Linked DNA regions of Homo sapiens: region 2 is linked to region 1. A link is an interaction called in ENCODE POLR2A ChIA-PET data of the cell type or tissue named here. Cell type or tissue: A673. All regions are shown on one strand.

Region 1 (8,000 bases):
TCCCCTGAAAAGCCCACATTCCTACTCATTTTGGTATACTTGTTCCCTTTACTCCCTCCTCCGAGTCTGACCCTTTCTTCTCTTTTCTGCTGCTCTTATTTGACTTTCAGCTCCTTCCTGGGACTGATCTCAAGTGTCATCTCCTCGAAGGCCTTTTCTGATTCAGCCCTCCCGTCAAAAATAATCACTCCCCCTCCACTAAACCCTAAGAGGGCTTGGTTTTTAACATTTACTACAATTTGGCCCCTGCATAAGATTACATAAGATTCTGCTTATGTAACCATCTCTCCTGCCTATGCAACAAACTGCGAAGGCCAAGAATGGCATCTCTTGCAGTGCCTGAAACAGTGCCTGCTTCATGGAGGAGTTCATTGTTAACAAGTCTTAATCGAACAAAATTGATAATCCACCTCAAATTTTCCACACCGGGTTGCCCGGCACATCAGCCACTCATACCTGGGAACACTGGGGACAGACTCAGAGGGCACTGTGACATCAGTTCTACCACAATATCTTGTGGAAGGGATATCTGCTAAGAAGAATTCAGATGTAAGTGGCTGCATGCCTCCTTCAGGAGAAAGAGCAAGCTTTCCCTCACCCATCCTCTCCTCCTTAGGTCCCACTGCCTCCTCAGGGTCAGACTTCATTCCCCCTCGTCTTTATGAATCCTCCCCTTACTCTCAGTTTCTCAGTTCAGAAGGGATCTTGCTGCCTCCAAGCTCCTGACTCATAATTTAGGACAACTAATCTGGTGTTTCATTAGGTGTCATCTTTTGAACTGAGCTTACATCTGTGTCTGGCTTGACAGGTTTTTTAGGATAGGAGAAGACAGGGAAGAGGCAGATGTGAATCCCAGGTTTCACCCCTTTCCAGCAGGATGATCTGACTACACCCCTTCCTCGCTGCCTTAAAACCCTTTCGCGTGGCTTCATGAGGACCTGACTGGGTCAGAGAAGCCACTCATAGGGTGAAGACATGAGCCCCACATCTCAGGACGCTAACAACTGCTTGACTGCCCAGGGCGGGCTCCCCCACCCACCCAGATCTGCTGTGTCCCGGCAGTGGAGTCTTTCCTAGGGAACAGGTGGATTTGGGGTGGGGCGTGCCTTAGGCCCCATACTCATAAAATCCCGGGGCTCTGTCTTCTCACCTCTAAAACAGAGAAGACAGCAGCCGGTGGGTGCAGGTGGGAAGGGGTGAAGTGGAGGCTGAGAAGAGGTTAGGGCTCTCGGGCACCCACCACCTCTTGCAACGCGACCCTGAGACAGTGGGGCAAGTATCCCGATTTCACGAACAAAGAAACTGAGCAACTAATAGAGGAATGGGCCACGCTCCTACTGGGAGGCCGGGCAGGTCTCCCAGCCCTGAAGACTTTTCCTCCCAAGATTTAGATGTGAAGCCCCTTTTGCCTGTCCCTGCCCTTACCCCTCGGGTCAGCCCCAAATCGGAGGCCACCATCTCTCTCACAGAAGCCTGCCCCTCCCACCCCATCCCCTCCTCCCTCCCCTCTTTCCTGCCCACCCATTTGCCTCCGGCTTGGGTGGCAGGAAGGGAGGTGCAGGGCCGGGCGTGAAGAGCAAACCCCCTCCTGCTCAGAGCTGCTGCCGCCTGCGCCCAGGGCTGCACTCCGCGCAGGCCTCATAGCCAGGCCATGGCCCCCACAGAGCCCTGGAGCCCCAGCCCGGGGTCAGCGCCCTGGGACTACTCGGGGTTGGACGGCCTGGAGGAGCTGGAGCTGTGTCCGGCCGGGGACCTGCCCTACGGCTACGTCTACATCCCCGCGCTCTACCTGGCGGCCTTCGCCGTGGGCCTGCTGGGCAACGCCTTTGTGGTGTGGCTGCTGGCCGGGCGGCGGGGCCCGCGGCGGCTGGTGGATACCTTCGTGCTGCACCTGGCGGCAGCTGACCTGGGCTTCGTGCTCACGCTGCCGCTGTGGGCCGCGGCGGCGGCGCTAGGCGGCCGCTGGCCGTTCGGCGATGGCCTCTGCAAGCTCAGCAGCTTCGCGCTGGCGGGCACGCGCTGCGCGGGCGCGCTGCTGCTGGCGGGCATGAGCGTGGACCGCTACCTGGCCGTGGTGAAGCTGCTCGAGGCGAGGCCACTGCGCACCCCGCGCTGCGCGCTGGCCTCGTGCTGCGGCGTCTGGGCCGTGGCGCTGCTGGCCGGCCTGCCCTCCCTGGTCTACCGGGGGTTGCAGCCCCTGCCTGGGGGCCAGGACAGCCAGTGCGGCGAGGAGCCCTCCCACGCCTTCCAGGGCCTCAGCTTGCTGCTGCTGCTGCTGACCTTCGTGCTGCCCCTGGTCGTCACCCTCTTCTGCTACTGCCGCATCTCGCGCCGCCTGCGACGGCCGCCGCACGTGGGTCGGGCCCGGAGGAACTCGCTGCGCATCATCTTCGCCATCGAGAGCACGTTTGTGGGCTCCTGGCTGCCCTTCAGCGCCCTGCGGGCCGTCTTCCACCTGGCGCGTCTGGGGGCGCTGCCGCTGCCGTGCCCCCTGCTGCTGGCGCTGCGCTGGGGCCTCACCATTGCCACCTGCCTGGCCTTCGTCAACAGCTGCGCCAACCCGCTCATCTACCTCCTGCTGGACCGCTCATTCCGAGCCCGGGCGCTGGACGGGGCCTGCGGGCGCACCGGCCGCCTGGCGCGAAGGATCAGCTCAGCCTCCTCGCTCTCCAGGGACGACAGTTCCGTGTTCCGTTGCCGGGCCCAGGCCGCGAACACTGCCTCGGCCTCCTGGTAGCTGCCCCGGGCCGCTGGAGGTGGGCGGCAGCGGAGCATCGAGAGGAGGCCAGAGGTCCCGGAGGGGACTGAGCTCCCCAGACGCGCCTGTTCTGGCGGCAGCAAGCTGCTCGGGCCGGCATCGCATTTCCTCGCGCGCTGCCTGGACTCCCAAGGCCTCCTCCATCGGTTTCCCCGGAACCTCAGAACAATTGAACTCCCCTAAACCAGGCTCCTGTGACTAGCTGTTCCCTCTCAGCCTGCAGGGTACCTGAGCTAATTTTGTCCAGTCCAAGATAGGTGCTATGAGATGTAGCAGACAGCAACTCGGAGACCCGCAGATTCACCAAGTAGACAGAAGGGAAGTGGGTTTCCTTCTCTGTCCCATCGGGAAGAGAACCCACCAGAATATCTAACCCAGACCCCCAAATGCCATTCTGATTTCTGGCTGTGCTTTCTCCCGTCTCCCACAATAGCCGTTGCTTTCAGAGAAATACCTTCTCCAAGTCAGACCCCCTGCCCTTCTCACTCACAAAACCCTTGCATTGAATCTGGTGACACTTCTCCCCCTGTGAAGCGGCAGGACTCACCTGGAAGTTGTTCTGGTCTTTCCCTCTGGACAGAAGGTCCTGAAATCGCTCACCAGGCGTTTTTTGAGGTCTCCATCACTCAGCCAGGAACCTCAAAATCTCTGTGAATTCATCTTTCTCAATAAACACTCTTGCTAGCCCTGTCTTGACAACCGTCTTTGCTTGAGCAGTGGGAGTGAAATGCATATCAGGAGGCGGGTCGTACACTGGGTGAGACAAAACTCAACACAGTAGTTGAGGTTGATCTCAGGATGATGAGGATTTGGGGTGGTGTCTGGGAGCATGAGAGCTGGCTGCACTCTGCAGGTGCAGTAATCCCACAGGAGGAAGCAAGTCATTTATTCTTATTTTTAAGGACATTTCACATTTTGAAAATTACCGAAAGAAAATATATTTATATAAGGGCATCTGCCAGCCAAGTGTCACTTCCAAGAGAAGATGTGTCATTTTGGATTTTCAAATATATACCAGGCCCCCCCTTTTTTTTTCTATCTTTTTTCAGACCTTCCAGTACAAACTTGGAGGATTAGCCATTTTCTGACTCTGTCATTTCTCATTTGAGGTTTCTGTAGGGTTTGGAAATTCACTGTTTATACTTTTGATTTAAGAGGATTTGGCCTAAAGACATTTCAGTCAGTGCACATCCTAGCCAGATCCCCACAGGCCAGTCTTGATGTTGCAAGCTCTGGGGGAACGGGTGGGTGTGCACGCACATCAGCACCTCAGCACTAGGTTGGGTCTGAAGGCTGGCATTCTGTCGCAGGCTATCCATCCCATCCCCCCATCAAATACCCCTGTATTCTCTTCAGCATTTGGAGCTGCTTGGATTGAACATCGGCTCTCCTAGGTCAGCCTGCCAAAAAGTGCATCTCTGCATGTTCCTACCATATACTCCAAGAGAGGCAAGCCTTGCAGCCTGTGAGGTCACCTCTGCCAGCAGGACACATTTCAGGCACTTCGGTGTTTGAGAGTTCAGTTAAGTCTTGGCCCTTCCTATCCTCACGATTGCTCTCCGAGGCAAGAAATTATTTTTTCATGGGGCTGAGACCCCAGAATTTTCAGGGCAGGGAAGCTGATTCTCATCTGGGTTTGTGTGTGACAAGATCTCAGAGTACAGAGGAGGCACTTTTCTAGGCTATTGGGACTGAGCCCCCACCTCCACCCCTGCCAAGTTGCTGCTTCTGACTTACTGACTAGTTGAGTTCCCTGAAAACAGACAGGAAGAAAGAAGACTTCTCCATGCCCTGGTGGGTTTTCGTCTCCCCTCCTGCAGTAGCTATTGAAACTCAGCATTCCCCTCCTGCTGTGGAACTCTGCAATGTGGAGAGACAGTTTCCGCCCTTTGTTTGAGTAGATCACGGAACTGGTCTACCATGTGTCCTTTGGAAATTTTCCCTTAAATTCAGACAAAAATGAAAGAGGATCAGTGAGCTCCCATCTCCCACTGGGGAAGATGAGGCTCAGATTCATCGAGGAACTGGTTAAACGAGCATTCCCACATATGTGGCTGGTGAGAGTAGATTCCTTTAGAAAGCAATTGTCAATCTTCATCAAGAGCTTTAGAACTTTTCATATCCTGTTTATTTAAAATGTTTATACCCTTCGACCCTGTAGTTTTGCTTCTGCCACTCTCTTCTAATGCAACAGTACTAAATTTAAACGATTCTGCACTGAGTTATAGAAGTTTTTTTGTTTTGTTTTCGTTTTTTGTTTTTTTGAGATGGGATCTTGCTCTGTTGCCCAGGCTGGAGTGCAGTGGTGTGATCTCGGCTCACTGCAACCTCCACCTCCTGGGTTCAAGCGATTCTCCTGCCTCAGCCTCCCAAGTAGCTGGGAATACAGGTGTGCACCACCACGCCCGGCTAATTTTTTGTACTTTTAGTAGAGACAGGGTTTCACCATGTTAGCCAGAATGGTCTCAGTCTCTTGACCTCGTGATCCACCCACCTTGGCCTCCTGAAGTGCCGGGACTACAGGCATGAGGCAGTGCACCCTGCGGCTGAGTTAGAGAAGTTTTTAAAGAGTTAAACCTGAAAGGAAACAACAATGTCCAACAACAGTGTAATGTTTTTATTAAGATGAATGACTATTATGCAAATTTAAGATGCTCTTTAAAGAGAGACTGAAAAATGTTGACGGATAACTTAAAAGGGAAAAAAAGGTAAAATTGTGTCTGTTAAACACACCCACACACTTCAAGTCTGGAGGATGTAACATGGTTAGCACTGGTTTTGTTAAGTAAAACATAACATGCTTCATAGTCCTTTTGATGAAAACGATCTTTTGCTCTTTTATTTCTCATAGCTCAAGCTTTGAACACTATAGGTATATCTCTTTTATCTAGGTGCTAACTAATGGAATGCTGTCGATTTATTTCTTCGTTTCTTGCTTGTCCCTCCTGTCAGGATGCAAGCTCCATGCATGCAGACGGTTTTGTCTGTTGGTTCAAGGCTGTGTTCCCAGTGCCTGGAGCATGCCTGCACATCTCAGGCACTCACTAACTACCTGTTGAATGAATGATCATCAGGACCATGTCATGATATGAAATAATGTCATAGAATGTGAAGAGTAAAAGGAAGGCTATTGCATTTTATGTGTAACAGCTATGGATTGTTAAAGGACTTGCAAAAAAAGGCTAGGAAGAAATACAATAATCATTAATGATAATGATTGTGTATGATTGTGTTAGAGTAAGTGGATTTTAGATCCTTTTTCCCCTCCATTTCTTTACTTTTAAATGTTCTATGAGCTTTTTTTTTTTTTTTAAAGAGACAGTCTTCCTGTGCAATCATAGCTTGCTGCAGCCTCCACCTCCTGGCCTCAAGTGATCCCCCCACCTTGGCCTCCCAAGGTTTGCTAGGATTACAGGCATGAACCACTGTGCCTGGGTTTATAAGCTTCTTTTTTTTTTTTGAGACAGAGTCATGCTCTGTCACCCAGGCTGGAGTACAATGATGGGATCTCAGCTCACTGCAACCTCCTCCTCCCTGGTTCAAACAATTCTCCTGCCTCAGCCTCCCAAGTAGCTGGGATTACAGGCTCCCGCCAATTTTTTAATATTTTTAGTAGAGATGGGGTTTCACCATGTTGGCCAGGCTGGTCTTGAACTCCTGACCTTAGGTGATCCACCCACCTTAGCCACCCAAAGTGCTGAGATTACAGGCGTGAGCCACCATGCCTGGCCCCTATAAGCTTCTTTTAAAGGGCAGTTAACAAATAGCAACGAAGCTACCAAAGCACTGGAGCTCATAACAAGCTGCCTGTCCTTGGCCACCTCGCTTACCTTTCTTGAGACTCACTTTCTTCATCTAAAGGATGAAGATGATAATATCTCCTCAGGCTGCCTCACAGATCAAAGGAAATAATCTTGAAAGTACTTTGTAAGCTGTGGTGTTTTAGACAAACATACTGCAGGAGTTTTAGACAACATACCCTCAGGATTAGCTTGTTCCAGGCCGGGCTACCCCATCCCAATCCTTGTAGCCATGGAGAGGAGATGGGGTGGAGCCACTCTGGGTTTTCAAAAGGTCAGCATCTAGGCTAAGGCTGGGCACACTGGCTGTGTGTGATTCTGATTTGCTTCTTGTGACTAATTCTGGGCTTCCTCCTCACCTCTCTCAACCCCTTGGGTGCTTTCTTGGGGCACAGTGTGGGAACCCAGGGCACTTGGGTTGATGAGTGATTTGGGGAGTTCAGCAGAATGGCAGAGCTCCAGGGGTGGCACTTGGTGATATGACTCAGCCCCACACCACTCTGAAGGCAGAGTGAGGACTCTGGACACTTGTGAGTACGTCTTGCTTGTTAGAGCTTACTGGGGCTAACTCCCTGTCCTACCTGGGCCGAGTGGCCACAAGACATACTTATCCCATCACCCCCAAATGATGGGGCAAAAGGTGCAAATGATGAAAAGACCAGGAAATGCTTGGGATGTGAGAGGAAAGGAGAAAGCAATGATGTGAAATCACCCCTCCTCTTCATCATCATGAACATCAAAAAGTATTTATTGAGTGTGTAAGTACATCTTCCATGAAAGTGGGCACTGCCTGAGATTCATATTTACATCCATCACAGTGCTTTAAGGACAGAAGCTCATTTTGTCCATTCTGAGAACGAGGAGACTGAGGGCCAGAAATGGGGGTCACTTAAGGTAATAATCACCACTTATACCTGTGTAGCATATTAAGAAAAAATTCTTTTTTTGAGACAGAGTCTCACTCTGTCACCCAGGCTGGAGTGCAGTGACACGATCTCAGCTTACTTCAACCTCCACCTCCTGGGTTCAAGTGATTCTCCTACCTCAGCCTTCCAAGTAGCTGGGATTACAGGCACGCGCCACCATGTCCAGCTAATTTTTGTATTTTTAGTAGAGACGGAGTTTCACCATGTTGGCCAGGCTGGTCTCAAACTCCTGAGCTCAAGTGATCCACCCACCTCGGTTTCCCAAAGTGTTGGGATTACAGGCATGAGCCACCACACCCAGCTGCAAATGTTTTAAAAGCAGCCTGGGCATGGGTAGCTCACATCTGTAATCCTAGCACTTTGGGAGGCCGAGGTGGGAAGATCGCTTGAGCCCAGCAGTTCGAGACTGGTCTGGGCATCATAGTGAGACTCTGTCTCTAAAAAAATTAAAAATGGCCAGGTGCAGTGGCTCATGCCTGTAATCCCAGCACTTTGGGAGGCCAAGGCAGGCAGATC
Region 2 (8,000 bases), 340 kb before region 1:
TTTTTTTTTTTTGAGATGGAGATTTTACTCTTGTTGCTCAGGCTGGAGTGCAGTGGCACGATCTCAGCTCACTGCAACCTCCGCCTCCCAGGTTCAAGCAATTCTCCTGCCTCAGCCTCCCAAATAGCTGGGATTACAGGCATCCGCCACCACGCCTGGCTAATTTTTATATTTTTAATAGAGACAGGGTTTCACCATGTTGGCCAGGCTAATCTCAAACTCCTGACCTCAAGTGATCTGCCCGCCTCAGCCTCCCAAAGTGCTGGGATTACAGGCGTGAGCCACCATGCCTGGCCTCTCTATCCTAATTCTTGAATTCCCCCTCCAATGGGGGAAGAGACTGGGAAGGGCATTTCCTCCACACTCCCAATAGGACCTTGAAATTGCTTGCTTTTCTGGGTCTAAACTAAATCCTCTTCCACTTGGCTGTATGCTGGGGAGGCTGAACCATATGGCCCATTCCAGGGGGTTCCCTTGCCTTGTCTGGCTTCTTGTTGGATTTGGCCCCAGGGGGAGTCTGGAGGGAGGCAGGAGAGTGAGGACTAGGCAGTCATTTCCCCTGCTCCCTCCCTCACTATGGGATCACATCAGGCCAGTTAGGTCCCTGACCAAATGGACTCTCAGGTAGCACACTCCACAAAGCCCACTCGACTTTGTTGTTCTTGTCATCTAATTAACAACAGTTAATCAATTCTTCCTGTGTGGGTTTATCATACTGAAGACACTTTTTTTTTTGAGACAGAGTTTCACTCTGTCACCCAGGCTGGAGTGCAGTGGTGCAATATCAGCTCACTGCAACCTCCACCTTTCAGGTTCAAGGGATTCTCCTGCCTCAGCCTCCCAAGTAGCTGGGATTACAGGTGCCCACCACCACGCCCGGCTAATTTTTGTATTTTTAGTAGAGATGGGGTTTCACCATGTTGGCCAGGCAGGTCTCAAACTCCTGGTCTCAAGGATCCACCCGCCTCGGCCTCCCACAGTGCTGGGATTACAGGCGTGAGCCACCATACTCAAGACTTTTAATCCATGGTCACGTTGACACCAATATGGATAACTTGTTCCTGCTTTACAAAACACAGCCAATTGTCCCAAACTTTGTGGATCCCACACTGCTCCCTAGTTGGATCTTGGTACTGGTTTCTAATATTTCGTGGTTGTTTAATAAGCTTAGACTTCAACAGAGCCTCAAGGGAAGACTTCCTGACCCCCAGATATGTATGTGAACTATTTCAAGTGCTGGGATAACATCCTTGCCAAAGGTTCATTTTTATGAACTCTGTAAGTTTGGTCCTGTGTGACTGGAGAATAGTCTATTGGAGTTTGTGGGAGGACAACACTTGATGACCACCACTGTCTCCTCTTGTATATCTACTGACTTCTGGTCTTAGCCCCAACAGTCTATTCCCCATACAGCAGAAAGAGTGAATCTTCTGAAAAAAAAAAAAAAAAAAAAAAAATGGCAGATCTGTCATTCCTCTACTTACAACCCTCCAGTGGTTCTCTACTCGGAGTCAAATCCAAAGTCCTGGCCAGGCATAGTGGCTCATGCCTATAATCCTAGCACTTTGGGAGGCTGAGGCAGGCAGTTCCCTTGAGCCCAGGAGTTCGAAACCAGCCTGGGCAAAATCAGCAAGGCCCTGTCTCTACAAAACAAACAACAACAGAAAAACCAAAGTCCTTACAAATGTCTATGAGGCCCCTCTGTGCTCTGTCCTCTCCCCTTACTAATCGAACTCTCATCTGCTGCCACTCCTGCATGTACTCAGCTTGAGCGCCTAGGACCCCATGCTGTCTCAAGCCTTGGGATTTGCTGTTTCCTCTGCCTCCAATGCTCTTCCCTGGTATCCACATGACTAGCTTCATCATTTCTTGCAGGTCTCTGCTCTTACATCTTATCAGTGAGGTCTTCCTTGACCACCCTAAATAAAATAGCAACCCCTACTCATATGACCCTAGCACACTTTCTTCCTTTTTTTTTTTTTTTTTTTTGAGACGGAGTCTCACTGTGTCACCCAGGCTGGAGTGCAATGGTGAGGTCTCGGCTCACTGCAACCTCCACCTCCCGGGTTCAAGCGATTCTCCTGCCTCAGCCTCCCAAGTAGCTGGGATTACAGGGGCCTGCCACCACGCCCTGCTAATTTTTGTATTTTTAGTAGAGACAGGGTTTCATCATGTGGGCCAAGCTGGTCTTGAACTCTTGACCTCAGGTGATCCACCCGCCTTGGCCTCCCAAAGTGCTGGGATTACAGGTGTGAGCCACCGCACAAGGCTACCCTAGCACTTTCTATCCCTTGCAGTCTTTTTTTTCTCCATAGCACTTATCACTATCGGATATAGTGTAACTATTATATATAATGCATATCAGAACAGTTATGAAATTAAGATTTTTGTGGGCATCTTAGATTTTTTCAATTATTTGTATATTTGATACACGGTCTCATTCAGTAGCCCAGGCTACAGTACAGTGTTATGATCATGGCTCACTAGAGCTTTACCCTCCCGTGCTCAGTTGATCCTCCCACCTCAGCCTCCCAAGTAGCTGGCACTACAGGCACATGCCACCATGCCTGGCTAATTTTTTTGTATTTCTTGTAGAGATGAAGTGTTGCTATGTTGCTCAGGCTGGTCTTGAACTCCTGGGCTCAAGTGATGTGCCCACCTCAGCTTCTCAAAGTGCTGGGATTACAGGTGTCATCAATTATATTTTAAAAGGTTATCTGTTTCAGTTCCCAAAATTATATATGCATATTTTATAGCCTCATTCAGCATTTAGATGTTAATAGGGTTTAAAGCTTTGGGCTAAAATCAAATGTTGCACAGAAAGATCTACACTCTGTATTAGCATCGAAAAGCTTAATGGTCAGTTTCAGGTAATTTCACCTGGTTATATTGCATAAGAAACATTAATATACTGTTCAAAGAATTTGTAATATTAAGATGTTAATTTGTATCTGCATTCTGTCCTCATTACATAGAAAACCCTTGAAGAATGACCATGTTTCCTGATTTTTGTTGCAAATGCCAAATGGATGTGTGAATGAGTTGGGTTTGTGCCATTTTCCATTTGGCCTGCAGTGTAGATTGGAGTTGTCAGGCAGTGAGAACTAGAACGAGGCAGCATTGAGATTCCCCACACAGGGGCTAGGCACGGTGGCTCACGCCTGTAATCCCAGCACTTTGGGAGGCCGAGGCGGGCGGATCACGAGGTCAGGAGATAGAGACCATCCTGGCTAACATGGTGAAACCCCATCTCTACTAAAAATTTAAAAAATCAGCTGGGTGTGGTGGCACGCACCTGTAGTCCCAGCTACTCGGGAGGGCAAGACAGGAGAATCGCTTGAACCTGGGAGGCGGAGGTTGTAGTGAGCCGAGATCGCGCCACTGCACTCCAGCTTGGGAAACAGCGCGAGACTCGGTCTCAAAAAAAAAAAAAAAAAAAAAAAAAAGATTCCCCACACAGGGGCGAGTGGGCACACCCACGGGAAGGGAGCCCCTATAAAAATGGCACGTGGTTCTGTCTCAGCTGCCTGAAATGACAGAACACAAGCTCTATCACGACTGATATGAACTATGTAAGGCATCTCCACTGGAACAAAATACTCATTGCCTTTGAGATAAGCAGAAATTTCTAAAATCTTTCCAAAAATTGGTGTTAAATTTAAAAGTACTTTTACTTTTAAAGTCTTTCTACTTTTTTTTTTTTTTTTTTTTTTGAGGTGGAGTCTCACTCTGTTGCCCAGGCTGAGTGCAGTTGTGCAATCTTGACTCACGGCAACCTCTGCCTCCAGGGTTTTTTTTTCTTTTAAGCAGTTCTCCTGCCTCAGCCTCCCAACTAGCTGGGATTACAGGCGCCCACCACCATGCCCAGCTAATTTTTGTATTTTTAGTAGAGACAGGGTTTCACCATGTTGGCCAGGCTGGTCTCGAACTCCTGACATCAAATGATCCTCCTGCCTTGTCCTCTCAAGGTGCTGGAATTACAGGGCATAAGCCACCATGCCCAGCCCACTTTCTACTTTTAAAAGGGGCCCATGACTTATATTAGGCCCTGTGAGGCAGCTGGCATCTGATGTCTAAGCTAGGCAACGCATAGTAATCTGCAGTTGTTTACTTTGCCTCTGGGTGTTGCCATTGAGCCAATGAGTGACTCACTACCCAGGTGGCACTGCCTCGCACTTGCTGATTGGAAAGTGACTTCTGCCCTTTTCAGGTGTATTTGCATTAAAATATTATAATAAAAATAAGTACCATTTATTGACAGATATCGAGTTATTTCTCATTTTGCCTGCACAATAGAAAATAAGCTGCAAAAACCTATGTATAGGTCATTCCTACCCCAGACCAATTATAAATCAAAATCTCTGAGAGTCAGGGTTGTTTTTTTTTTTTTTGAGACGGAGTCTCACTCTGTCCCCAGGCTGGAGTGCAGTGGCGCGATCTCAGCTCACTGCAACCTCCATCTCCCAAGTTCAAGTGATTCTCATGCCTCAGCCTCCCTAGTAGCTGGGGTTACAGGCACCAGCCATCACACCCAGCTAATTTTTTGTACTTTTAGTATAGATGGGGTTTCACCATGTTGGCCAGGCTGGTCTCGAACTCCTGACCTCAAGTGATCCTCCCACCTCAGCCTCCCAAAGCGCTGGGATTATAGGCGTGAGCCACTGCACCTAGTCAGGTGTTAGTATTTTTAAAAAGCTACCCAGTGCTGGAAGCAGTGTCTCATGCCTGTAATCCCAACACTTTAGGAGGCTGAAGCTGGAGGATTGCTTGAGCTGGGAAGTGGAGGTTGCTGTGAGCCAAGATTGCGACTACTGCATTCCAGCCTGGGAGACAAAGCAAGACTCTGTCTCAGAAAAAAAAAAAAAAAAAAAAGCTACCCAGGTGATACTGATGTGCAGCTAGGTTTGGGGCTCTGCTCTTGGTGGCTAACAGCAGAAAGTCTGGATCCAGATTACCTGGCTTCATCCCATCTTCATCATTTACCTGTAGCAGCTGTGTGACATAGGGCAAGTCCCTCAACTCTTCTGTGCTTCACTCTTCTGAACTTTCAGAGACAGCTAATAGGTCCTAACTCATAAGGCTGTTGTGAGCATTAAGTGAATCAATGGATAATTATTTAGTAAGTGTTTGCTACCATTGTTTTTATAGCTAATGAAGTTGTGGGTAACTCTTGAGAGTCTCCAGAAAATTCTTTCCATGTCTCATCAGAAGCTGTCAGTTATGCATATGGTTGTTATGCCTATGGTACAGAACAGAGCTGCTTCTGTCCTGAGCAACAAATGTAGCTATGTGCCCCTGATGTGGGGCCTAATTTATTTGAACCACCCATTGGGGTCTGGTCATTGTACTTTCTGTATTCCCTTGTTCCTCTGCCTAAACGCTACAATTCTTCTGATCTCTGGAGTCTTGCAGAAACTGATAACAATTTATGCATTGTAACTGCTGTGCTGCTTTGTTACATAAACATTAGGTCAAGAGCAAGACCCTGAGAATGCAGCTTTGACCAACTGAAACAGATGGTAACTGAGCCTTCCAAAGGCCACACTCCCCTCATATTTATTTACCTGGCAGGCAGCAGAATGAGCCCGTTTTGCTTTATGTGCAAAACTTTCCTCCCAGGCCAATTTTCTGGTGCCCCCCGTGACATATCGCAAAATGAAATAAAAGTATCAAGAACAGTAATTTATTCCTGAAACACATCTTCCAAGAGTTACAGATATCTACCATGTCGACCTCTCTTAGCCCGAACCTGAGCTGTCACCCACGTTAAATTACTTTCTAAATCAGAGGTAAACTTTATATCATAAAATACCATTCATAGCCACATCAATCCAACCTGAAATCTGCATTACTCTCTTGACCCGAACTCCTAGATATCTACAATTCACAGATCGACCAGCTTTGCTCTATCAGTATGCCTTACCCTAGTGGTGTATTACACTAATAGATTCCTGGAGCCGCAGCTCACTTTGTTGATGTATAAGAGCAATACGTTAAGAGAGCCCCAGCTCACTTGGATGATGTATAGTTGAAGTGGTCATCTGGGGGAAGCATGCTGGTGATGTATGGCCCTGACAAGGGCACCAACTGGGAGAGAACAAGTTCAAAGTGGGTTTGGTTTAGCTTGTAGAGGCAAAGAGAAACAACTTAGATCCCACCAGGCCATGTTCCCACTGGCCTCCCAAGGCCTTCTATTTGCAGGAAAGTAAGCAGCTGCACACACCGTTAAAGAGTGAGGTCTTAACCACTTTTGCCATAGAAATTATTGTTTGCAATTACTGTAAATCTCTCCAGAGGCTTAGATGAAAACAAAGACACATAGATGTTACTTTTACTTTTTGGATATATATTTCATAATAAAATTAATAAAGGAAATTGCATAAGGACATGTTATTAATTTTTACATTCTTGAGCAATGGGGAAAACTGTAGATGTGTGCACCAAAAGATATGTACCAGAATGTTCATATCAACATTACTGTAATTACCAAAAACAGAGAATGACACCAAGGTCCATCAACTGTAGAATGGAGTGTCAATTAACTATGGCCACACAAATCCCCATGGCATACAGCAATGGCATATTTTTTAGCTCATGCTTCTATGGCTGGCTCATCTAGGCTGGGTTCTGGAGGGTTCAGGGGAGGCACTGCTTTACACATCTCTCATCCTGCTCCTAGGACCAGCTTGCACCTCTTTGTCTCATGGCAACAGCAGAGAGACAAGAGCTAGCAAAACAAATCTTCAGAGCATTTTTTTCAAGATGGCATAACTTCTGCTAATATCCTTGTAACCAAAGCAAATCACATGGTCAAACCCATGCAGGGAATTGCACCGTGCCCACAGTGGGAAGGCATTGAAGAGTTACATGACAAAGGGTATGGATATAGGAAGGATGGTCAATGATGCAGTTTATCGGCCAGGCATGGTGGCTTATGCCTGTAATTCCAGCACCTTGGGAGGCTAAGGCAGGTGCATCACCTGAGGTAAGGAGTTTGAGACCAGCCTGGCCAACATTGTGAAACCCCATCTCTACTAAAATTACAAAAATTAGCCAGGCATGGTGGTGTGCGCCTGTAGTCCCAGATACTTGGGAGGCCAAAGCAGGAGAATTGCTTGAACCTGGGAGGTGGAGGTTGCAGTGAGCCGAGATCACGCCACTGCACTCCAGCCTGGGCAACAGAGTGAGATCCAAAAAAAAAAAAGCAAGCAATTTATCACCATTTATTATTAATGCAATAATAAGTCTAATTTATTATTAGATGAATAAACTGTGACAGTCATACAATGGAATACTATACAGCAAGGAAAATGAACTACCACTATACATAACAACCTAAATCTCACAGAGATAATATTAAGCAAAAGAGGTTAAACACAGGAGTTCATAGGTATGATTCTACTTATAGAAACCTCAAAAACAGGCACAAGTAATGATGGTGTTAAAAGTCAGGGTGGGGGTTACCTTTGGGATCAATGACTAGGAGCAGGCATCAGAAGGGCTTCCAGTGTTTGTGATACTCTGTTTCTTTATCTAAGTAGCAACTACACTGATGCATTCACAGAGTGGAAATTCTTGTAGGACACATATAGTTTCTGTATTTTATATATTTGGTATGCTTCAATTAAAAAGTTTATTTGAAGAAAACTGAGCATGCAAAGCAGCATGACAAGCCTGGGGCAGATTAAAAAATGAGATATTTAAAACAGGAATGCTTTAAAGCTCTTGAAAAGCACATTCATGGCTTCATGACGGTATAGAGAGTGACAGCAGGACAGATAATCAGAGGGGCAAAGAAAGGAAGGGGCTTCCCTCTGGGAGTTGGTTTAGTCTTACCCACCTACAGTTAAAAACAAACAGGCCAGGCACAGTGGATCATGCCTGTAATCCCTGCACTTTGAGAGGCCGAGGTGGGAGGATAGCTTGAGCCCAGGAATTCAAAACCAGCCTGGCCAACATGGAGAAACCCCGTCTCTACAAAAAGTACAAAAAATTAGCTG

Evidence for each region. ChIA-PET counts read pairs that join two places held together with the same protein. Peaks named below come from ENCODE experiments on the same cell type or tissue, not always from the same donor. Only the 100,000 strongest peaks of a DNase experiment are listed, where the experiment ranks them.
Region 2: POLR2A ChIA-PET joins it to region 1 with 16 read pairs; 2 of 35 experiments call an interaction of 5 or more read pairs at or near these places.

Annotation. Positions count from the first base shown.
Region 1 is chr1:200,871,387-200,879,386 of GRCh38, forward strand. GPR25 (G protein-coupled receptor 25) reads left to right here and starts at 1,595. Exons shown (of 1, transcript NM_005298.4): 1 at 1,595-2,792. The coding sequence starts at 1,652. The coding sequence ends at 2,737. RefSeq lists an enhancer at 1,647-2,289. In A673, no CTCF peak of the experiment used is centred here; no DNase peak of the experiment used is centred here; H3K27me3 peaks cover 345 bases.
Region 2 is chr1:200,531,688-200,539,687 of GRCh38, forward strand. No RefSeq gene overlaps it. Among named protein-coding and RNA genes, the nearest start is that of KIF14, 85 kb to the right of the region's middle. RefSeq lists a silencer at 4,039-4,108. In A673, a CTCF peak has its summit at 4,122; a DNase peak (open chromatin) is centred at 4,104.